Linked DNA regions of Mus musculus: region 1 is linked to region 2. A link is a loop called in an ENCODE intact Hi-C map of the cell type or tissue named here. Cell type or tissue: left cerebral cortex. All regions are shown on one strand. Each heading gives the region's core, and the rest is flanking DNA. Links, peaks and the distances in the headings are about the cores only.

The links. Peaks named below come from ENCODE experiments on the same cell type or tissue, not always from the same donor. Only the 100,000 strongest peaks of a DNase experiment are listed, where the experiment ranks them.
Region 1: a loop joins it to region 2, with 2.3 times the contacts of the local background. A loop is called at or near these places in 2 of 42 quality-filtered maps.

What each region holds. Positions count from the first base shown.
Region 1 is chr7:6,747,456-6,759,677 of GRCm38, reverse strand. The region is part of intron 2 of Usp29 (ubiquitin specific peptidase 29); the gene reads right to left. Among named protein-coding and RNA genes, the nearest start is that of Usp29, 23 kb to the right of the region's middle. In left cerebral cortex, for the core only: no CTCF peak of the experiment used is centred there; no DNase peak of the experiment used is centred there.
Region 2 is chr7:6,805,430-6,817,651 of GRCm38, reverse strand. The region is part of intron 2 of Usp29 (ubiquitin specific peptidase 29); the gene reads right to left. Among named protein-coding and RNA genes, the nearest start is that of Mir3099, 8.0 kb to the right of the region's middle. In left cerebral cortex, for the core only: no CTCF peak of the experiment used is centred there; a DNase peak (open chromatin) is centred at 6,879; H3K27ac peaks cover 283 bases.

The DNA of each region.
Region 1 (12,222 bases), core at 1,508-9,507, 57 kb after region 2:
ACGGGAACTTTCTTACTCTTGACATACTGTTTTTCAGGTAACTGTGGCCCCAGTATACTGCAGTGGACTGAGCCAAGGACAGCTGTGCATTACTTGAATGTGGGAATGATCATTGTTTCACCATGTGTGCCTTGTTGGGAAATTTGCATGAGAATGAGTCAAGGGTATGCACATGACCAATTTTAACTTTTGTTTACTTATTTTTTAATTTTAAGATTATATTCATGTATTTATTGTGTGCATGTGTACATATGTACATAATATATGTATGGACATACATACACATACGTACACACAGATCTGTGAGGATAAATTGGCACAGGTAAATCTGGAGCCATCAATCCCTCACAGCCTACAATTATGCGTAATTTTCTAAGGAACACTAGAGCCCTTCAGTTTGGAGTTAAAGATGCTTCTGGCCCAGGAGAATCTGGTGTGACCTGGAAGTGACTTGACAGATTCACCCAAAGACCAGAGTAAAGCCAAGCCAAACGAAACCAACCAACCAACCAACCAACCAGCCCAAACAAACAAATGAAAAGCAAAGAAAAAAGTAGAAGAAATAAAATAAAAGTCAGGGATAAGTAAGGTGACTGACTAGTTCTGGAAAGTTCGGTGATCAATGAAGAGAAAGACAGTGTGTGTGTGACAACATGGAGGTGGCTGTTGACCTTGAAGAGAGGGTTTTCGATGGAATGGCAGCAGGTAGACCTGACTGGAGCCAAGCTAAGAGAAAATGTGTGGAGACAATGCAGTCAGCTCTTCAGAAGTGATGTCAGAAGCTGACACAGACCCATGACCATCATCAGCACACAGAGATCCAGGAAGGAAGTGAGGAGAACCTCAGAGGTTGAGTAGGCCACTTGGATTTTGTTCTGATGGAGGTGCACAGCCATACAAGGCTTTGGGCAAAAGGATATGTGTGTGTGTGTGTGTGTGTGTGTGTGTGTGTGTGTGTGTGTACACATGTAATGGCCAGGCTATGCTGTGATAGACAGGGAGAACATAAATAAAATGACATCAGATGCCTGGAGAGACATGTTGGCCACAAGGGCGTGGTCATGAGGATAGACACAGACTTAACATGAGAAGTTGGTGGTCAGCCTTCTTAGGCAAATATGGAGATATGGGGGTAGAGCCCTAAATCAGACTACTCTATCAACCTCCTCCCGTTCTTCTCAGAGTCAAGGGAACAACACTGAGAAGGGGTGGGAATGTGAAGTGCTGTCTTCTGGACATGGCATGGCTGTTACAGTCATGAACTCACAGCAGCTGTGGATACCTGCCGAAGACCTGACCAATATCAAACCACTCAGAATTCCAACACAGAAGGGAGAGGCTATTCCCAAGACCCCACCCCTCACTGAGAACCTACTGGCAATAGGTGACTGCTGGGAAAGGACAGTCAATTCTCTTTGAGGGTATGGTTTTGGTAGCTGACCCATATCTCACAGTCTATTCCAAAATCATAAGAACATGGGTAGACATAATTGAACTCAATGTATAAATTTTTAAAAAAGGACATGAATATGGGAGGGAGATTTGTGTGTGTGTGTGTGTGTGTGTGTGTGTCTGTATGTGCCCAAGGAGCAGTCTCAAACAGTCCACATGGAACTGAGAGTCCACAGGAGCCTTCCAGCCAACATCCTCACCTCAGTATGGCCCCTTCATTTCTGAGCTAAATGCCAGGTTGGGACTGAGACATGTCTCCCTTGCTCCCTAGTATGCAGAGCTGGGTGTGTGGAGGGGAGGGGAGATAGTTCTGCTTAGAAGAGCTGTCCACATAGTTTCATAAGAATTCCAGAGACGCAAAGTTCCCAATCAGCAAGAGACCACCCCTGCCTGCTACTGATTTTCTGGATCAAACCCTAGTTCCTTATTCTTACCAAATTGTTTGCCCATTTCGGGAAACTGATAATCTCCCGTCACACAAAGGCTCTCCATTTTACAGTGGCTAACACAGAAAATGGTCCCAAGTCATACCCACTGCACTAGATTTCAAACTATACCCCAAACAATATAAATATTTTCACTGGGATGGTGAGATGGCTCAGTGGGTCAAGCCTGGTGACCTGAGTTTAATCCCCAGAAGCCACAGGGTAGAAGAAGAAAGCCAACACCAGCACACTGTCCTCTGGCCTCCATGCACAGGCCCACAGAATGCATGCCCTTCCCCCACCACACACAGTAAATAAAAATGGAACTAACTATTTAAAGGAATAAACTTGTTATTTTTTTAAACATTCACGATTATGACCTTGTATCAAAGTACAAATACACACATACATATACATACACACATACAAATACACAGTGGTGAGTTTTTTGTTTGTTTGTTTGTTTGTTTGTTTGTTTAAAGCGTTTCATGAGCTGATAACAATGTAGCTCCCAGAAGTACTCAGGTAGAAGAATTTTTAAGTCAAATGTCTTCCTGTGCTTAAAAACCTCCTACTCTCTCCTGGGGTGTTGTGACAAACTGGGCTTCCAGCTAAAGCACCTCAGAGACCTTTGCAGGATCCAACATGGATTTTTCAGAAAGGTCACAGAGAATGGGTTAAAGGTACAAATGCCAGAGGAGAGGACGTGTGGCAGGAGTCCAAGGCGAGGGTGTGGTGGCCTTCACTATGTTGGAAACAGTGGGGTGAAGGATGAGGAACAAATTATTTTAGGAGACAGCACCAGGGAGCCTGGTGATGGATGGGACATAGCAGGTGTGGCAGGGACAACACCCATGTTCCTGCCCTGGGTCCCTAAGACAAACTATGGTTAACAATGTGTGGATACTAAGTCCTCTCCGAGTCAGAGTCTGATGGCCACTTCAATTCTGGAAGGAGGTAAAGTATTCCCTGTCCAGCAGGAAAGACATTAAGTTCGGAAAGTAGATTTTTGTTGTTGTTGTTTATTTGTTTTTGTTTTTGTTTGTCCCTTGTGGGACTCCATGAAAGTTCCAAACGGTTCAAAAGTCAGGGGAAGGTTTGAGGAGATGGCTGGAATGGTAAAAGACTGGCTTTACCGTCTTGCTTTACATGAGGTCCTGAGTTCAAGCCCTCAACATCCACATAAAAAACTCAGCTATGGTGACAAAGCTGTACCGGATCTCAGAACTAGAGGCAGAGTCAGGAGGATCCCCGAGGCTCATGGGCCAGCTGGTCCAATGGAATGTGTAAATCCCGATTCAGAGTCTCTCAAGACCCTGTCTCAAAGTTAAAGAAGACTTCTGGTGTCAATTTTTAGTTGACACAAGGTAAAGTAAGTCTGTGACACAGCCCTGGGGTCCCAGCTTCTGGGGAAGCTGAGGTAAGAGGGTCCCAGGTGCCGCTACCCACTGGGCAATCTTGCCTGCATCAGCTTGATAGTTTATTCAAGGGGAGGAGTGATGAGATCAATTGTGTTGTTTTTTTTTTTGTTTTTGGTTTTTTTTTTTTTTGTTTTTCGAGACAGGGTTTCTTTGTGTAGTCCTGACTGTCCTGGAACTCACTTTGTAGACCAGGCTGGCCTCGAACTCAGAAATCCACCTGCCTCTGCCTCCCAAGTGCTGGGATTAAAGGCATGTGCCACCACGCCCGGCTCTAATTGTGTTTTTTACCAGAAATTAAGATATCAGACTTATCCATGTGGAGACCCCAAGAGCTAGCGGAAATAATACTTAGGAAGTCAGAAGAGAGTGGGTTTCAAGATTGGTTCAGAAGCCACATGGGAAGCCTGTAGGTATTGGCACATGCCTTTAATCCCAGCACTCTGGAGGCAGAGCCAGGCAGAACTCTTGAGTTAGAAGTTCCAGGACAGCCAGGGCTACATGGAGAAACCCTGTCTCAAAAAAGCAAAAAAAGAGAAACCACGTGGAAGATTCTGATTCCTTCTCCTGAAAGGGATCCAATACAAAAACAGTTTTGATGACCCTCAAAACTAAGGCTCTTAAAACCTTCCAGGGACCACAGGAGGAGGTAACTTGGTAGAAGAACCAAGGACTACTGGAGGAGGTCGCTTGGTAGCTTGACCAGCATGGAGGAGGTCCTAGGTCAATTTCTGGTAACAGACACAAATAAGTAAAAAAATAAAACCTTACCAAACCAGAAAAACTTGTCTAAGATCAAAGATGTGACCCTGATCAGTTTACTATTTCACAATTCCCTCCTCTAAGTCTTGTCCAAATGACAAATTCTTAAGAAGACCAGACAGATGATCTAGCTGACATGGAGCAAGAAGGAATGTCCATAGAGCAAAGACTAACAGTGCAAGAGACAAGACTTTGACTTTGTTGTGACCACAATAGTTATCTACCTGGATGGATATTCATCCCTCTAGCAGGGAGAGAATATACCACTTGTGAATGGATTGGTGAGCTCAGAAAAGCAAGAACACCATGCAACAAAGCATTATGCTGATCATTTTATCAATGTTTCTAAAGAGGCAAGGAATTGGCAAACTATGACCCATGAGTCAAAATGTGTTCATAGTCTGTTCTTGCAGGATCCACAAGCCATGATTTTCTTGTTTGTCTGTTTGTTTTTGAGATAGGGTCTCTGAGATAGTCAGAGTGGGCATGGCTTAAGAATGGAGTAACCAGGGTCTAGAGATGGCTCAGTAGTTAAGAGCACTTGTTCTCAGAGAGGAACTGGGATCAGTTTCCAGCACCCACATGGCAGCTCACAACTATCTGCAACTCTAGTTCCAAGGGAGTCAACACCTTCTGGCTTCTGAAGCCATACATGTGTTATACACATATGCAGGCAAATAGTCATATTCATAAAATTATTTTTAAAATCTTTAAAAAAAAAATGGAGTGACCAGGTCAAATTTGAGCCATTTTCTTCAAGATGGCTCTTGTCACATGACCCAGAAGGAAAGGAAGCAGTCCTAGGCAGAATACTGCAATAACAGAAATTGTGTGTGTCTGTGTGTGTGTGTGAGAAGGGGGTGGGGGGGAGACAAGAGACTGAGACAGAGACAGAGAGGGGTGTATGTGTGAGTGTGGGCATGTGCCCGGTGCCTTTGTAGAGACTGAAGAACAACTTTTGTTCTGGTCTATCCTTTCCACCTCATTTTTGAGGAAGATCCTCTTTTGTTTTTGTTTTGTACTATGTTGCATGCTGCATACTTAATGTTAGCTGTCCAGCAAGCTTCCAGGAGAGTCTCTTATTTCTGTTCCTCATCTTGACAAAAGGAATACTGGGATTACAGATGTACAGATTTTTTTTTTTTTTTTTTTTTAAGCATTCTGGTATTGAGTTCTGGTCATCAGACTTGAATGGCCAGGGCCTTTTACCTACAGATCCATCTTGCTAGGCCCGGACAGATTATATTTATGACTATTAATTATACTGACTATATGTCTGGAGTTTTTATTTACTTCAGTTAATAAATTCTTCTTTTTATTGAGGCCAAATTGAAGTTAAAAATCTTGCTTTAGATCCCAGGTCATTTATGTATTTTCCTCTTTTTTTCCCTGGTGACAGTAAATTCTATGAGACAGATGGGAAATATATTTTGTTCACTGGTATAGTCTCCTTGCCTAAAACCATGTCTGACATTGCAAACATTGCTCAAACATTGTATGTGAGTGGTTTTATTATTCATTTGGTACTGGTCTCACCCCAATCCCAGCAGTCTCATTTCCATGCAATACAATGTTTGGCTTCATTTTAACTCGTTTCTACATGCCCCAGACCCTAGTATATATTTCATATGTAATAGCTCCCTTGTACCATAAGAAATAAGAGACTAGATGCCACATCTGTTTTAATCCTGTGGACCCAGCATGGCCTAGCATACAAAACCCCATTCCCTAATCCTCATTGGTAGAATGGTAGACTAAATGGATTGATAAATGGTAAACTGGAGTGAAGTTAATGCCACTGTGGTTGGTAGAAGCTTCTGGAATGAGAATCTGTGACTGTATAGGGTCTACAAATAGTAGCCAACTTTCTCCAGATCTGGAGAGAGCAACAGAATTCTTGCATAAGCTAACAGTGAGTTAGTCAGGGATTCAGGGAGCCCTCCCTTCCCCCACCAATTTAGGTTGTCTCCAATTGTTCTGGCTTAGACCCTTTCAAGAGCTGTTAGCTGTTGTTAGCCACAGAGTCAGGTTCACTCTATTACCATGGAAACTGCAGCTGGAGTGGGAAAGGAAGGGATTGAAATTTTCCAGCTCTTCGACAGGCTGGGAGGAGGTAGGAGGTGGGAGAGGAATCTGACCAGCATACCGTCCTCGTCATCTTCTCGGGTCTCAAATAAACTTAACATTCAATGTTTAATGAAGGTATGAGACCAGAAGTCATTCATGTGCACATTTTCTCTCTCTGTCTCTGTCTCTCTTACACACACACACACACACACACACACACACACACAAAATTAAAAGAAAAAAATTAAAACAGGATGTAGTTCCAAGCAGCCCAAGCTTATAAATTGCTGGGCGTTTTGTTTTGTTTGTTTGTTTGTTTGTTTGTTTGCTTGCTTGCTTTTGGTCAGGCCCAGTTTCTGAGCTCCCTTGTAACTGTGTGGTTGTTTGGAGGCGCATGTTTATCCATTCCCTTGCAATACAGCTTTCTTTTCTCCTCCAGTTCTTTTTCTAAAAGTATTAAGGCCGTCTTCTCTCTCAGACTTAACAGTTGCATTGCTGTATTAGAGTGCTAGACAAAGTACAGGACAGCCAGCAGATCCAAATTGGACATCATTCTTGTGTGTGTGTGTGTGTGTGTGTGTGTGTGTGTGTGTGTGACTGTTTATGCAAAATTCAAATTTAGCTGGGCTAGTCTGTGTTTCTTTTGTAATTTCTTAAATCTGGATGCCCTAGCTCTCACACTACTTTTTTGCTGCTTTGCAGCAGAGGCAACATTGGTTTTATCAACTCCTCTATAAGACCGTTCACCATCCAGTAGAACAGTAGACCACCGAGTCTCAACCTTCCTGATGCTGCCACGCTTTGATATAGCTCCTCATGTTGTAGTGACCCCCCACACACCATAAAATTAACTGTAATTTTGCTACTGTTATAAGTCATAATGTCATAAGCCTTTGGAGATAGAGGCTTGCCATAGTGGTCAAGACCCACAGGTTGACAACTGCTGACGTGGACTCAGGCCTTAGTCACTGGGAGAATAGTTATTGACTGGGTTACAGATACGGTTCAGTTGACAGAGTGCTTTCCTAGAATGAATAAAATCCCGAGTTGGACCCCCAAGACTCAGGATGAGCAGGTAAGATGATCAGAGGTTCAAAATCATCTTGGCTATCATAGCTAGTTTGAGGCTTGCCTAGACTTCATTAGATTTTGTCTTTTAAAAGAAGAAATGGATGGTCGGTGGTACTCACCATTAATCCCAGCATTATTTTAATCTTAGGAACTACAGATGAAATGCTAACATTATTACTCTGTACAAAACACATGAAATACTAACACGCTGAACAAATAATAGCATGAGATTAAAAATTAAGTTACTAACACATTTCATTTAAGATTCACTATGTAGTCAGGTGATGATGGTGCACACCTTTAATCCCAGCACTCAGAAGGCAGATCTTTGAGTTTGAGGTCAGCCTGGTCTATAAAGTGAATTTCAGCACAGCTAGAAATACACAGAGAAACCCTGTCAAAACAAAACAAAACAAAACAAAAACAAAAAACAAAAACAAAACAAAACAAAAAAACCCCACAAAATAAATAAATAAATAAAGTAAAATGAAAGAAAGAAAACAGAGAAAAAACCCATGTCACTGAACACCTATTCCCTCAGATCCTTGGGTATAATACATAGAGGCCGTCAGAGGAATTGGTGAGGAGCCTATAGCTAAGGGCATGTGCAAAGACCGGCAGCCTGACTTGGAAGTAGACGGGAAAGCTGGGTCAAGAGACATGCGCAGAGCAGAGTAACTGAGAAACTTCAGCTCATAGGCTTCCAAGCAGGGAGATACCTCATGTGGCTGCCCTCAGCAGCCCATTGGGAGGCAAGGATTCAGTTGATGACAGCACAGCCCAAGTTCCCTAAAGGTTAAAAGATCCTAGATCCAAAGAGTAAAGAACAGAGAAAGCCCAGGCAGGGCCTTCTCCTGGGGTACCCCCACCCACGCCACGCCAAGTACCTTTGCGCTACAACTGCTGTGTTCTCTCTCAGAACTTGGCGTTCCTAATTAGCATCGACCAGAGGAGGAGAAGACCCTAAGAGGCTTAGCGAGGGGTCTGAGGATTCTTTGCCAAGGTAACTGACCTTTAAAGCTTTATTGAGATTTGATTCACGGAAGTCAAAACTGCACCAAGCATACAACTCAGTGTTAATGCTTCAAGGAAATTTATAAAGTGGTAGTTCCTTGCTCTCGACCTCTTTCCGGATCAGCTGTGGGTCATCGCCAGCATTTGCTCTCAGAACACCTCCACCCACCCCTCACAGGAAAAAAAAAATCCCCTTTCTACCAGCCCGTTTGTGTGGGTTGTGACTCCCAGCCGCAGGGAAGCCTCCATCCGTTTGTCTTTAGGCTTTCCATTCCCAGCATCTCATAGAAGTGTAATCTTCGCTATTTACCATCCCTTCTTTTAACTAATCAAGGTTGCAGTTTTATCAGGAGTTTGGTATCCCTCTTAAATGGTTTGAGAAGCTCAGAACTGCACTGCAGGGGATTCAGGTGAGTTGTGGGGAATACTGAGTGTGACTAGAGAACGGAGGGCTGTCCCCACCCCCCACCCCCAGTCTACTCCCAACCCCATCCTCAAGTGTGGCTTCTTTGGCCAATTTCTCTTTACCCTGGATTGAACACGTTTGTTATTTTTTATTTTACTGTCGGGAAGACTGTTAAGGATGCTCTCTTAGTTCTCTGCCTGGCTTGGCTTTAGATCTAGGCCCTCTCCCTTGCTAGTAAAGCAACTCTCGTGTCTTAGTTCTCGGGGAACAGCGGTTTCTGGATTAAACGAAGAGAAAGTGACTGCATAGATTCAGCCATGTGGCTGAAAACATTTCCTCTCCGTTTCCTGCGGGGATTCTTGCTTCCATCTGTGCATTCATCCACCTATCAACCTCTTCATGAACTCACAAATAAAATAAAATTTAAAACCAAACCAAAACAAAAAACAGGCTGGATGTGATGGAAAATGCTCCTAGTCCCTGCACTTGCTAACAAAGGCAGAAAGTTCTCTATTAGTTTGAGACCAGCTTGGTCTACACAGAGACTTCTATGCCAGTCAGGGCTATATAGGAGACCCTGTCTCAAAAACAAACAAACAAAAAGAAAAGGTAAAATCCTCACCAAGGCTCCATGGCTTCAAAATGGCAATTTTAACTGTATAGAAGTCTAGTGAGATATAGAAAGTTTGGAACGGAGCAAGTTTTTGAGTGGTTATATTAATCTAGCTGTGGGATAGTTTTACTTATGAGCTCACTATCTTAAAAGTATAACCTTTCTGTTAATTTTTGTGTGTGCATGTGTGTGGGTACATGCCTACCACAACATGTAAATAGAGGCAGGAGGACAACTTTCAGGGATTTCTTTCTTCTTCCATTGTATGGGGACCAGGGGATCAAACTCAGGTCGCTAGACTTAGCAGCAAATTCTATTACCCACAGATCTATCTCATCTACCCATTTAGACAGGGTCCCTAGGCCAGGGTGCCCTCCTTCCCCCATCTAGCTAGGCAAGTGTGACCCTTACGTAGCCGTCTCCATTTTGTGCTGTGCTGGAATCACAGGCCTACACTGCTATGTTTGGTTGTACGTAGTGATGAGGATCGAACCCAGGGCTTTGAACATGTTAGACAAACATTTTACCAACAGATCTATACCCCTAGCTAGGATCCTGTGTTTGGGAAGAAAAAAGAAATGGTGGTATTACATTTTGTTAATAAGCTCACTTTAAAACAAACAAACAAACAAACAAAAAAACCAGTCCAGGTCAATTTGTAATACAAAATTATTTGCTCACTTGCAGTTGATGGAAATTTAATCCTCCATCCCCCAAGATTATTTTCATAATTTTGGTACTTAATGTTTTTCTAATAACAGCTGTTCAACTCTGGAAATGAGGTGTTTGCTTTGTGCATGCAGGTTTACTTGATATAATCAAATGCTAGAGCATAAAGAGCGTACATAGTCTGTGGAGGTAGAAACATGGGTTAGAGTCCCAACTTCTCTTCTTTTTCTTAACCTTTTGAGGCCCACCCGGGGTTCATCCACAGAAGTGGGTAACAATGGCAGGCTACCTTCCCTGGCTGTCAGGGGGATTAGCTAGAAATGTCTGACTGAGCTCAGCACCTGGCAGTGGAGGGGACATTGCGCAACTGTCAGCTGTTGTTATTTTCATTATGCTGAGTTCCTTCCAATTAAAATCACTCGGGGATCATAAACCGCTGTGAACCAGTTAATTAAAACGAACTGGGAAGAACTCCACTGGTTTCTAGGCCTTGGCACGCTTTGTGGGACGGATGAGTTATCTGTTCCTTGAAAGTTGGAAGGAAGTTTCTGCTCCTACTAAAGTCACCATTTCCAGGCATGCCTTTTCCTCCCTTTTGAGGGGTGGGGTGGGGAGATACTTATTAAAATAGTCCCCTGACATTTAAATTCGAGTTTTAAATTTTAATCCTAAGAATGGGGTCAGCCAGCTCTTTCTGTAAAAAACAAAATGGCAAAATTTCAGACTTCATGGCACATGCAGTGCCTTATTTCTTAGGAATTATTTTAAAATTGTGTGTGTGTGTGTGTGTGTGTGTATACAGGCCGAGTACCAATTGACTGCAAAGGGTACGAGATGTTGTTAGATTTTTGGAACCTGAAGCTACCAGGTGGCTTTGAGCTGACATGTGGGTGCTGGGAATTGAACCCAGGTTTTCTGGAAGAGCAGCCAGTGCTCTTAATCACAAAGTCATCTCTACAGCCTTACAATCTGGGTTCTAATGGTGACCAATTACTTAACCATTGAGCCATGTGATTTTAGAGCCCGTACCCAAGGCTCTCTGTATCTGTTCTCCTCTGTAAAATGGGATTTACTGGTCATAACTACTGTAGACTGGTGTCATGCGGGTTTGGTAAGTGAACAGCTATAAAGTGCTTAGAACTGTGCCTGCCGTTTATCAGTCATTAGCTTTATTACTTCAAAATAAGGTATATTCGGGGTTTCACGTGCCTGTGCTAGGTTATTAAGATCTCTCTCTCTCTCTCTCTCTCTCTCTCTCTCTCTCCCCCTCCCTCCCTCCCTCCCTCCCTCCCCTCTCCTTTTGATGCTCTTAAGATGTATAATGTATGTGAATTATTCCTTGGGAGGGTGGAGGAAGTTGTCTATAAGCTGACAAGGGCTTGGAGCACATTTTGATGAAGGCATTCCTTTGACATTGCCAAGTTCTTAGAATCTACCTTTCCAGAATGATACATTTCATTATGGCTTTCAAATTTAATAGCCTAGAAATGTACCCAGTGGTTATTGAAGACTTCAGGCATCTGGCAGATTTGGAATTCATTCCGAGACCTGCCATCCACACTAACTTGTAACCTGGAGGGGGATTAAAAAAAAAAAGAATAAAAGACAGTAACCTTTCAAGGCTCACCTCTCTACAATAAAAGATGGACAGAAAGAGCAGTTATGCCATAGAGTTCTTACAGCAATTAACTACACCGTGTATAAAGAGTCTGGGATGGGGGCGGCTTACACATTGTAAAATTTTAATAAGTGATAGTTATTATTTTTACTATCCTCCAGGGCATTCACTCAGGAAGACCCATTTAAGATTAAAAGCCATTTGCTGGGTTCTTAAATGAACAGTGGTCTCCTCTTACTGTAGGTCTGAAGTGTCTACCTGTGGGGCCTGGAAAAATGGCTCAGCTGTTATGACTGTCTGTTGCTCTTACAGGGAACCAGAGTTCGGTTGCCAGCATTCAGCACCCAAGCAGCTCACACCTGCCTGTAACTACAGCCCCAGAACACACACTCCCATGCGCTCTCTCTCTCTCTCTCTCTCTCTCTCTCTCTCTCTCTCTCTCTCTCTCTCTCACACACACACACACACACACACACACAGTCTTTTCCACTCACTCTTTTTCTTTTTCTTACTTTAAAATATGCCTAATTGTATAAGAATTAATTGGTTCCTGAAGCTTACCTTCACGAGCCTGTTAGCTGTGCTTTCTCAAGGGTGGGCATTTCTGATGCTCAAGTGTGTGGGAATGTTTTAGAGCACAGTAAGCAGTAGAGACTGAAGCAGATTGAAATCTTGTCTTTCCCACCTTCTAGGTTCTGAACTTGAGT
Region 2 (12,222 bases), core at 2,653-10,652:
TGAATCAAGTCTATGTTGCTCTTGCAGAGTGTCTCATTTCAGTAACAGAAGTGACACTAAGACAACCACTGTGGCCCTCCAACACCTCTGCTGCTACTGCCGCCAACAGCCACAACTTGTATGACCATTCAGCTCGACGTCCTTGCCCCTCCCACCTTCTAGAAGATTCCTCTTTCCCTTCTCATTCACAGCTGTCAGTTATTTCTCTTGAGATCCGTAGAAAAAGATGAAATCATACAGAAAACAAAATGATCAGTGTTTTCCCCAGACTCCACAACAATCTTTTCTACAACAGGAACATTTTATTAAAATTGGAGGCGGGATATATGCCGAGCTGGGCTGTTTTACGAACTGCATGTATTTATTTATTATTTATTTTTCAGAGCTTGGAAAATTCCATGCTCAGAAGCTCTTCCCTCAAGCCCCCCCCCCCATCTCTCCTGAGCTGAGGTTTCCATGACAACAGCCTGAGCTTGCATCCATCACCCGCATCAGGTAAAGCAGGAGGACAGAGAGTTCCTAATGTTGAGATGTTTTGATGCAGATGTGGGGAGGGTATCATGGTTGGCTCAAGCCCACTTTACCCCTCAACTCCAAGTTTATCTAAGGCTCCCTGTTTCAAACTCAGTCTCATTTGGAATAGGTCCCTGCATCCTGTTGTCAGTTTCTTGTCAGAGGAAAGCAACACCCATACCCAGAGGCAGTTATGAGGGGAGGGTTTGATGTTCCTGGTGCTGGAGAAGGAATTAGGGAACGCAGCACTACAGACATACAGTGTGTACTAGACAGGCTCTAATCCAGTGGTTCTCAACCTTCCTCATGAGGTGACACTTTAATACAGTTTCTCCTGTTGTGGTGACCCCCACCCATAAAATTATTTTCACTGTTACTTAATAACTGTAATTTTGCTACTGTTATGAATTGTAATATAAATACTTGGTATGCAGGTATCTGCTATGGGACCCCTGTGGGGTCATGACCCACAGGTTGAGAGCCACTGCTCTAAGAGTTTCTGATGAAAAGTCCTTATGGAGTCTAAGAATCGCCATAGTCTGTCTGTCTGTCTGTCTGTCTGTCTGTCTATCTATCCATATCTCCCTTTTTGTCTCTCTGTCTCTATCTCTGTCTCTGTCTCTCTGTTTAGCTATGTAATGTGGCTGGCTGGCCTGGAACTTCCTATGTTGACCAGGCTGGCCTTGAACTCAGAGAGATCCACCTGCCTCTGCCATCCAAGTGCTGGAATTAAAGGTGTGCACTACTGTGTTCAGCCAAGAATCTGCATTTCTAACAGACTTACACTTTTTCTCTTTATTTCTGACAGTTTCACACTTAGGTAATGTGCTGTGGTCCCGTTCACCCACATTATCCACTCTTATCCTCCTTCTGCTCTTGATCCCATCTTTCTTGACAGCGAGTTTTTAGTTTGTGAGGTGGTCACAACCACTATGTGGTCATCACTGTGACAGCCATGTTATGTCCACAAAACAGCTCTTCATGGCACACCCCCTTATTCTCTGGCTCTTAGAATCTTTGCAGCTTCTCCTCTACAATATCGCCTAGGCTTTGAAGTGGAGGGGGAAAGGGGAATAGATGCCTCATTTAGGACTAAATACCCAACAGTCCCTCGTTCTTAGAGTTGTGGCCAGTTCTGAATCTCTGCCTTAGTTGTTACTTCCTGCAAGCAGGCTGAGAATTTAAGAAAGAACCAAAGGTTACTGGTATGTTTCCCCGTCCCTACATACACACACACATAGACACACACACACACACACACACACACACACACACACACACACACACACACGCACACCACTTCACCCCAATACTCATTTACATATGTATATGCTCATGAATATAAATGATTCCTACCCTAAGGAGCAACAGGTCCCAGAGGTAATTACAGCTGACTTCTTTGCTTAACTCATGCCAACAGTACTTTTTGCTATACAAGTATGGAGAATCAGAGGTGGGCTGTTTTCTGGGTAGAGAGGAGCTGCCTCTGGGGCCTTTCTTTGGGATTTAGCCATACTATATTTTGAGTCTTGCACATACTGCCTGTAGGAAATGCAAACAATTGTTTCGAATATATATGCGTAGATTTATAAGACAGACAGACAACACAAAGAAATAAAGCTGTAATTCTCATCTCCCTAGCTATGGTTTCAGCTTAGGATGTAATCTGAGTTTGTGAAGCATTGCCCTGAGTCTAACAGTGATTGTGGATAGGAATCTGAAATGTGTGTGCAAGCATCCAGTTTGGGATGAGAACATCAGAAAATGAGGCAGCCTGCATTTCACCTCTACCCACTCACCCCCAGCCCCAAAAGAGAAAACGAATGGAAAAGCTAAGAAAGACAGACTTGGAAGGATATAGCTGGTAGTCCTGACTGCTTTTAGGGTTTGGAAATGCTTGTCTTCCCAACAGAGGCCAATTGAGATACGTCCAAGAAACCCAACCGCTTCCTGCAGGGGAGGAGATGTATGTATTGCTTGGTTTGTTGCCGAGAGCCAAGCTAAATGAACCACGGTGAGTCCATGAACTAAGTACAATCTGTCGACGGGGGCCAGGAAACAAAGTTCAAAGACTCCTTTTTGAAGAGCACAAGTTTCCAATTAGAAACTTGCGCATTCCTGATCAGCCCAGTCACAATTCAGACCTGGCCTAACCCCTTCCCTAAATGGAATCAGGGGTCTTAATGAAGACTAACGTTTCTGAGAGCAGAAACAGTGAGTGTTTCTTTCTTTCTTTTTCTTTTTTTCTTTTTTTGTCCAAGCACTCTTTTGAGAGTATGTGTGTGATCCATGAGGAGGGAAATGCTGTATTCAAAGCAATCCACAAATTAACAAACATAAAGGGGTATTCACTGTGATTACATAAAACTGAAAAGGTTGGACCCTGAAAAGTTTGAACGAATAGCCTCCTGGGTGAAATTGTCGTATTGGCTAATCTAAAGAATTCTAATCACTTTCCCAAAGAGCCTAAGTGGGTCCAAAAGCTAAACATCATGGTGAGTTCTTTGGCTAGTAGATAGCCTCATGCCTCTAAGTACATGGGCAACACAAACTGGAATCAGTGAGCTAAAAAGAAGGGCAAGAATTTGATACCGGCTTGGTCTACAAAGTCTACAAAGTGAGTTCCAGGACAGTCACAGAGAAACCCTGTCTTGAAAGACAACAACAACAAAGACATTTTGGGGAGGGAGGAGTAGATCCAGGAGGAGTTAGAGGGGAGAGAGAGGTGAATATAATCAAAATATATAGTATGCATGCAAGAAATTCTCAAAAAAGGAATTAAAATATGATATTAAAATATTAAATTAAAACTATTTAGTCCTCCAGGAATCTGAAAGAGAATTCATAAAAGAGAAAATGTATGACTTTTGAGAAATAGGAGCAGATTTTCTAACCTACTTATCTTTTTATGTACATTTCTATTCATAAGGTGTGTGTGTGTGTGTGTGTGTGTGTGTGTGTGTGTGTGTGTGTGGTGTTAGCCCATGCATGTGTATGCCACGTGTAAAGGACAGAGGAAAGCTTTCATGGAGTTGGTCCTCTCATTCCACATGCACTTGGTTCTGGAACCTGAGTTCAGGTTGTCAAGCTTACATCATAGAGGGTTAAGGCCTTGAGCCATCTCTCCAGACCCTACAATCTACATACAATCCAACAATTGACGCCTAAGGAAGCAAACCAAGTATCTATGGGTGAATGGTGAAATGGTTACTTTATGTATCAACTTGACACAATGTAGAATAGCCGAGTAAGAGTCTCAGTGAGGGACTCCCTAGATCAGCTTGGCCTGGTGAGGGATTTTTTGAATGTGGGCAGCGCCATTTAGTAAGCCAGGTCCTGGGATGAACGGAAAGGAGACAATGAGCTAAGTACTAGTATTATGTGTTGCTTCGAGGCTTCCTGCCCCTGACTGTGGGTGTGACGTGTGTGACTAGCTGTTTTCAGTTCCTGCCTTGACTGCCCCACAGTGAGGAAGTGTAACCTGGAATTGTAAGCTTAACAAACCCTTTCTCTAAATTGCTTTAGTAAGGGTATTCTAGCATAGCCACAGAAAGGGAAACCAGGAGGATGAAGACAAATGAAATGCTGTCTATTCATACACTGGAACAAAAGGGAGTTCTGACACAATGCTGAGCAGGTGAGCCCTGGAGATACTACTGCAAAGGGAAAGCAGACAGTCAAGCACACAAAAAGATACATCCTGCATGCTTTCACTTACGTGCAGTACCTGGAGGTGTTAAACTGGAGACCACAGAAAGTAGAATAGTAGTAGTGTGGAGAGGGGAGGGAGGTGAGAATACAGAGGAAAGGAAAGTGTTCCATGGGCTGTCTTGGTTTCTTTTCCTGTTTCTGTGATTAAATACTCTGACAAAAGCAACTTAAGAAAGAAAGGGTTTATTGCATCTCACAGTTCGAAGCATGATCCATCATGACAAGCAAGCCAAGATGGCCAGAGCTTGAAGCAGTTGTTCATCCACAGTCCAGGACAGAGAAGAGTGGGCACATGCATGGTTTCTTGTGTGTGGACTGAGCTTGCTCAGCTCAATTTTTTCTCTTGAATACAATTCCCTGCCTAGGGAATGTGTCACTCACAGTGGCTGGGTCTTTCAATGTTAATTAACTTAATTAAGCAACCCTCCACAAACACAAGCCAACTCAATACCCACAGTCCCTTATTGAGACTCTCTTCCCAGGCTTTTAGTTTGTGTCAAGTTGACAATCAAAGCTAGCCAGAACAGTGGCAGAATCTACTTGTCCAGACTTTTAAACAAAACAAAACACCCCCAGTAACAAACTGTCATGCTCTACCAGAGGAAAACACAATTGACAGAGTTGGCAGAGGTGAAGGGAAGTCAGACCCCTTTGAACGGAGTTTAGCTGGGTAGGGGATAGGCATAATCTTTTTGGGAAGCATTTTAGCAATGAGCATCCAGGCTTTCACACACTCTTTTAATTGGTCATTCTGTTTCCAGTCCAAGGTTAACATGTAACTCAGGAAGGCTTATATATCTGCAGGAAAACATTGTAAGACTGTGAACGAGAGTGGAAACTCAGAAGCCATCGCACAGAACGCATGTGCAAGCAGAGTGTCTGCTGCATGCTGCAGTGTGACGCAGCATTTTAAAGCCAGGAGAAGGTGGCTCTTTTGAAAACGGAACACAGAAAGGGGATTGGATGTCTGCATTGAAGAATGTCACTTGTTTCTGTAATATATGTTATAGTGATAAATACCATGTGTTGTTTGAGCTCACAGTGAAGCTGGCTCTGGGATTGGGGTTGGCCTCTCCTGTTTCAGACTCAAGCATGTTTGGCTCAAAATCTCTTCCAAGGCCCCTTGTCTGAGGCTGTGCTGGCCCCCACCTTTGTGAAAGGGAGGAAAGAGAACAAAACAGGCAAAAAGTAAAAACACTGTGCCCTCGCAGACTCCTAGGAAGGTGACTATTGTTTAATCCTATGATGTAGAAGTGGCTACAATGGAAAAAATAAACCAGAGATTCAGACATGGGAAGCTCGGCCATGGAGAGAGAGAAAGCTCATCAGGAAATGACAGCCTCTGCTTCCCCAATCGGTTTCTCATAGATGCTTTGATACCTGCTTCGATGATGTCATCTCTATCCCCGTTCCCTTCCAAGAATTCCAGCTCACTGCCTCAATGGAGCTTCCCAGTCAATCTCTGTTGGCTCTTCCAATGGCCTGGCTTGATGGTGCTTTGTTTTGCTCTCTGTCTCTCATCAACTCAATACTTATTCTTTAATTTTGGCTTGCTATATATTTAATAAGTTCACTCAGATGAAAATAGAAAATATTTTGTAGATCACTCTCTGGACTTCACCTAATCCACTACTGAAATTTTTATTTGTAAACTCATTGACTACCATATTTAATTAAGTCTATTACTATTGCTGTTGTTAGTTTTTTGGGGGTAGGGGTCTGTTCAGGGTCCGATTACTCTAAGCTGGCTTAGAAAAGCTCTATAGCCAAGGATGACCCTGAACTCCTGATCCTCCTGCCTCCACCTCGAAGGGACTGGGATTACAGACACTCATCTTGGTTAACCCTTTAAAAAGAAGTTAAAAGAGAGCTGGAGGTATAGCTCAGTTGATAGAGTACTTGCCCAGTGTTCACAAAGCTCCGAGTTAAATATCCAGTATCACCAGGTGTGGTGTGGTGGGGGCACACCTGTAATCATGTAATAACAGCATTCAGAAAGTGGGGGCAGGAAGCTCAAAAGCTCAAAATGATCACAGACTGTGGAGTAAATTTTAGGCCAGACCTTTTCTCAAAGAGAGAGAGAGAGAGAGGAACAAATATCTAACAAACCCCCCAAAATTATACCACCAAAATGCATTCACTTACACACATTTTAGACTAGTGCAATCCAACAGGAAGAACACTTCAATCACAAAATCATGCCATCAGCGCAATCCTTGCAACTAAAGCAATAGGCAGCCCCTGTAACTTGTCCTCTGACCTCCACATGTGCATTATGGAGACAAAAATCCTTCTGCATACACAAAATAAATTAATTTTATCTATTTAAAATTTTTGATACAAAAAACACAGAAAATTAAAAACAGAAACCATACACAGACTTGATCAATAAGAAAATTATGGCAACCATTTCAAAACCAAGTTTTGTAATAACACCTCAACCTCTAGTGTATGTGCTCTGATGGAGACACACTTCTGTTCAAAGCAGCCAATATTCAAGTGGCCAGTAAGCCATGAGTGGCCAGTGGCTACCATGAAGGCCAGCCTGGGGGAAAGCATTCAGAGTTGTTTTCAAGAGAATATACATTCACCTTTAGAACCTGGAAAATTCCAGACTCTGCAGCTCTTTCTCCATGGAAACACTGGCTGCAGTTTCCATGGCAACAAGTCCCTGCAATGACTGAGGATGAGGGCTCTTGAGCAACTCAGGGCCAAGTGTCCTGGCTGGGGGATGGGCTCAGCAGTCTCTCTTGTGAACACGAATACACCGGAATAGTATTTGGGAAAGAAAGAAAGAAAGAAAAAAAAAAGGACTGTTGGATAGGGTCGTTGCAAAATAAAATAAATATTGGCTTTTAGGAAATTATTTTATTGCATTATTTACAACATTATTATGTGCTTGTGAGTGTGTTCTGTGACATGTGGGGGGGGGGTGTCAAAAGACAACCTGTGGAGGTCAGTTCTTGCCTTTCACCATATGGAGTCTGGGGATTGAACTTAGATCATCAGACACAGAGTCAAGCCTTCTACCCACTGAATCCTCAGCTCTGTTTTGAGTCCCTGTTTAGCTACCAGAAACCATGAATCTCCCCTAAACGTCACTGTCACAAGCATTATCTACTTCCCATTGATACATGAACACAAAAAAGGAAAGTTGACTGAGCACCTTCCATTTCCAAGACGCCATGTAAGGTGGTGGTTCTCAACCTTCCTAATGCTGTGGCCCTTTAATACAGTTCCTTGTGTTGTGGTGACCCCAACCATAAAATTATTTCTGTTGCTACTTCATAGCTGCAATTTTGCTACTGCTTTGAATTGTAATGTAAATATCTGTGTTTTCTGGGAGTCTTAGGCAACCCCTATGAAAGGATCATTCGACCCTCTGGTTGAGAACCACTGATGTAAAGGAACCTGAATTATAGAAACCAACAGGCAGAAGTCGAGTTCTGAGAGTATGAGACAGATGCAAAGTTCATTCAAGAAGGAATCTCCTCTCATTCATTATTTATTATACAAATAATGAGAGGGTTCACTGAATGCCTGCTACACACCAGACATTATGTTAGAGAGAGGGGTTGTCTAAAAATAGCAATAGAAGCCTTTGTCCCTTTAGATATACCTTGTAACAAGAGAGGTGGGTTGTAAATGAACACAGACAGTGGTGTAGGCATGATGAATCTTAGCACACGTAAGCCAACTAACCAGAGTTTAGTGGGTAAATTTATGTGTTGCCAAGCCTAACTACCAGAGTTCTATCCCCAGGCTCCATGTGGTGAAAGGAGAGAATCCATTCATGAGTTGTCTTCTGACCTTCATACATATGTGATGGCCTGAACACACCCCACAGATAAATACATGCAAAAAATAAAGACGGGTAAGATAAGAGTGAAATGAGAGAAGGTTATTTCAGATAGTCAGAGAACTTTCTAGGGTGACAGCAGCGGTTTGAATGATGGGAATGGGCATGGCGCAGAAAAAGAGCCTTCCAAAGGGCAATCCAGCAAGTGCATGTTGTTTGACACTATTCCTGGGTAAACACGAGCAAATGTCTGCTCACCCCAGACAAGAAACCGTCGGCAGGCCAAATCAGGATACCACCTGTGATAGCTAATTTTGCTTTCGAACTTGACTGCATCTGAGATCCACTAAAACACAAGCTGTTGAGTACTCTGTGAATGACTTCCTTGGTTGAAGACTTCCTTGGTGGCTTACTTGAAATGGGAATTCACCCTAAATCTGGATGGCTCCTTCTGATGGCCATCCAATGACAAGGACATGAAGGAAGGGATCTTTGCTTTTTGCCTTCTTACCCTCACTCTCCGCAGAAAGAATTGTTGTGGCATTCCTTTATCAACAACTCTTGAGATCTCATTATAGACTGAAGGCAAGCAGCTCTTCAGGAGTCCTCTAGACCAACAATTCTCAACCTGTGGGTCACAACCCTTTTGGGAGTTAAACAACTCTCCCATGGGGTTCCCTAAGACCCCTAAGAAACACAGATGCTTACATTTTGATTCATAACAATCACAAAATTAGAGTTATGAAGCAGCAATGGAAATAATTCGATGGGTGAGAATCACCACAACACAAGGAGCTGTGTTAAAGGGTGGCAGCATGAGAAAGCTCAGCATGGTTTGCATCTCACAGAGCTGCAGGATGTATGGGCAGCTGGACAGGTTGGTGAATCTCCTCTCTTCAACAACTCTTACTGTTTATAAAATCTTGGGGGAGTTGAAGGTGGTGGAGCTTCAGCATCTTGTAAGTTTAGGGACTTCCTGAGACTTGAGAGTTGCTTGCTTCCTTAATCCTAAGGAGCCTCTCTTGAGAACTTTCTGAGTGTTAATGAGCTTTCCTCTGAGATAGAATGTTTCAATTTGGAGGAAAGTGCTATGCCAAAGTGCTCTTGTTCTGAGGTTGGAGCTTGCTTAGACCATTCAAAGGGAGAGCAAAAGTGGTGCTGTAGTCGGGATGAAGGGAACTACAGAGAAAGACAAATGGCCTCTCCTTAGTAAGGTGCCATGGTTGAAATGTGTGTCTCCTAATGGCTAATCTTCATTATCAATTTGACTAGATTTGGGATCTCCTAGAAGACCCACCTCTGGATATGTCTCTGTGGGTATTTGTAGAGAGGTTTAGTTGAGGTTGGAAGACCTATTCTGAATGTGAGAACACCCATCCTATTTGGGCTTAGGTTCTAGACTGAATAAAAGGGGAAAAGAAGGTAAAATGCTTGCCACACAAGCATCAGACATGAATTCATATCCCCGGAACCCACTTAAAAAGGAGAGTGTGAAGATTTGTGCTTGTAATCCAAGAGCTGAGGAGATGGGAACAGAAGTATGCCTGGGGCTTGCTGGCTAGCCAGCCTAGCCTACCTGGCCAGTTCAGTGAAAGAGACTCTGTCTAAAAAGAGAAGGTGAGTGTAGCCTCCAGACGGACACCTGAGGTTGTTGCTTGGCCTTCACCAGCATGCCCTCTCCCAACAGAAGCAACAATCCTCCCTCCCACCCATTTTGCAAATTCTGTCTGCACACATGCTGTCATTACAGCATGAAATGAAAACTGTGGGAATGTGTCCTGAGGTTCAACATACAAGGTAAAAAGCCAGGAGAAGAGCAACAGCAATAACTATGGCTAAAAAAAGGTTGTAGTGATATCTGCATGAGCAAACCTACTTTTGATGCCAGCCGTATGTGATTAGATTTCACTTGATATAATCATCTGCGATTTTGTGATTGAGTCACTACCACACTACCCCTTAAGTATTATTTTAGAGTGCATTCTTTCCTACATACAGATACATGATTGCTGAAAAGCAGCCCAGCTCTATCTTCCTTGGAGATAGGTCCTCCTATCTCCAATCCCCTGAATGTAGTGCAAGGATAATAGGTACGCATCACCACATCGGGTTTTCTGACATGTTGGGACTGAACCCAAGGTTAGAATCACTTACCAACTGAGCCACAGTCCTGCCTCTCTATCCTCCTCTCCTCTTTTATTAAAACGAAATTAGCTAATTACATCGCACTTAAATACACCAAGCACAGCTAATAAAGATGATTGCCACCAAATCTGGGGACCTCCATTTAATTGTTTAATCCCTGGGACTTTCCATGGTGGAAAGAGAAACCTGACTCCAGAAAGTTGTTCTACAACTTCCACTATGGCACACAAATGCCCTCAACATTAAATGAGCCAAGGAGGGGGTAGGGCTTAAAAATAATTCATATACCAAAAAGAACCAAAGTTCAAGAATATTTTCAGCCTCAAATATAGTTCTTCAAAGTAAGGGAATAAATGAAAACACCATTGGACAAAACAGATAAAGTAAGAATTATTAGAATTGAAAAGATAAAGGCATAGGAAATGAAAACAACTACAGAAGACATTTTCTTTTAAACGATAAGAACCAAGATCCATCCAAATAGGAAATTAAATTCGTGAGAAACATGGAAACCAGAAGAAAAAAGAAAAGCCAAACCCCAGAAAGTCACTGAGGCTTACGGAAGGAAGCCAGCCCTTCCTCATTTGGATGGACTTGCTGATTTTGATAGGGACTGTGAGCTCTGGTTGGGACCTGCTGAGATTAGCAGTAGTACATTTGGAACTCTGGACAAAGACTAGCTCTTCTCTAGGTTTGTTTTTTTCCACAAGTGTGACTTTTAATAATATTTACAAAAAACACAATACCAGGGTGATGAGCGATGATAAGGAATAGGCTTCTCTGAGAGCCACACTAATCTTTATTACATTCTATTTATTTACTTTTGTGCATACCTCTCTTTGGGTGCCTTGCCACCTCGTGCAAGTCAAAATCTGAAGACAACTTGTGGGAGCCAGTTCTCTTCTTAAACCATGTGGGTCCTAGGGACCCAACTTCAGTATTGTCAGCATTTTTAACTGCTGAGTTACTCAATGTCCCCAGCCTAATTTTTCCAAACACCAAAGTTTGCATATCACTGGGTATTTTGTTTTGTTTTGTTTTTTCGGCAAATAGTTCTCAACCCCACCAGTTCTAAAATTGGGTAAATATCTTGAGAGCCCTCCAACAACAGAAAGACCTGTAGAACATGGACATCTGCATATACCCAGAGGATGCATTATTTAAATAAAAGTTTACTGGGCCAGACAAAAGAGATTATTTATTCTTGAAACACACACACACACACACACACACACACAAAACACACACACACTGAGAGAGAGAGAGAGAGAGAGAGAGAGAGAAAGAGAGAGAGAGAGAGAGAGAGAATAGTTTCATAGAGACATTATACTTACCGAATTAGAATGTCCTGTGAGTATGTTTGACTCAAATGAGTATTTGTAAATAATTCTTTAAGATACTTGGGGAAATATTTACAAAAACAAAGTGACGAATCCAATGATCCAAGCCTAGGCCTAAAGACTGCTTATGTTTTTCTCATCAACACAGAATTTCACAGATTGGGGACTGGAGAGATGTATTAGCAGTTCAGGGCACTGTCTACTGTCTGATCTTTCCAAGTACCCAGGTTCAGTTCTCAAAACCCATTTGGTGGCAAAGAACTATCTATAACTCCTGGCCTCCAAAGCCATTAGGGATCTGTGTAGTATGCATACATACAAGCAGGTGAAGCACTCATACCCATAAAATAAAACAAATCAATCATTTAACAATTAAAAAATTATTAGGTGCTTGTCAGGCTTATTTTTTTCATAACCAGATAACTTAAGGACCTTTTTATAAAAGCTCGTGTTGCTAGCCTGGCTCAGTGGATTTAGGGGGCTTGCCTTCAAGACTGACAGTCTGAGTTTGATCCCTAGGGCCCAGATTTCATAAGAAATAAAAAAGGTTGCTATGTGTTGTCCTCTGTATACCACATGTATGCCATAACACACATTAATGTATTAATACAATAAAAATTTTTTAATTATCAAAAAGCAAAATCATTTATTTGCGACATCATTCAAAAACTAAGGTAAATCTGGGGTGACTGTATCCCACAAAATCATCGTCAG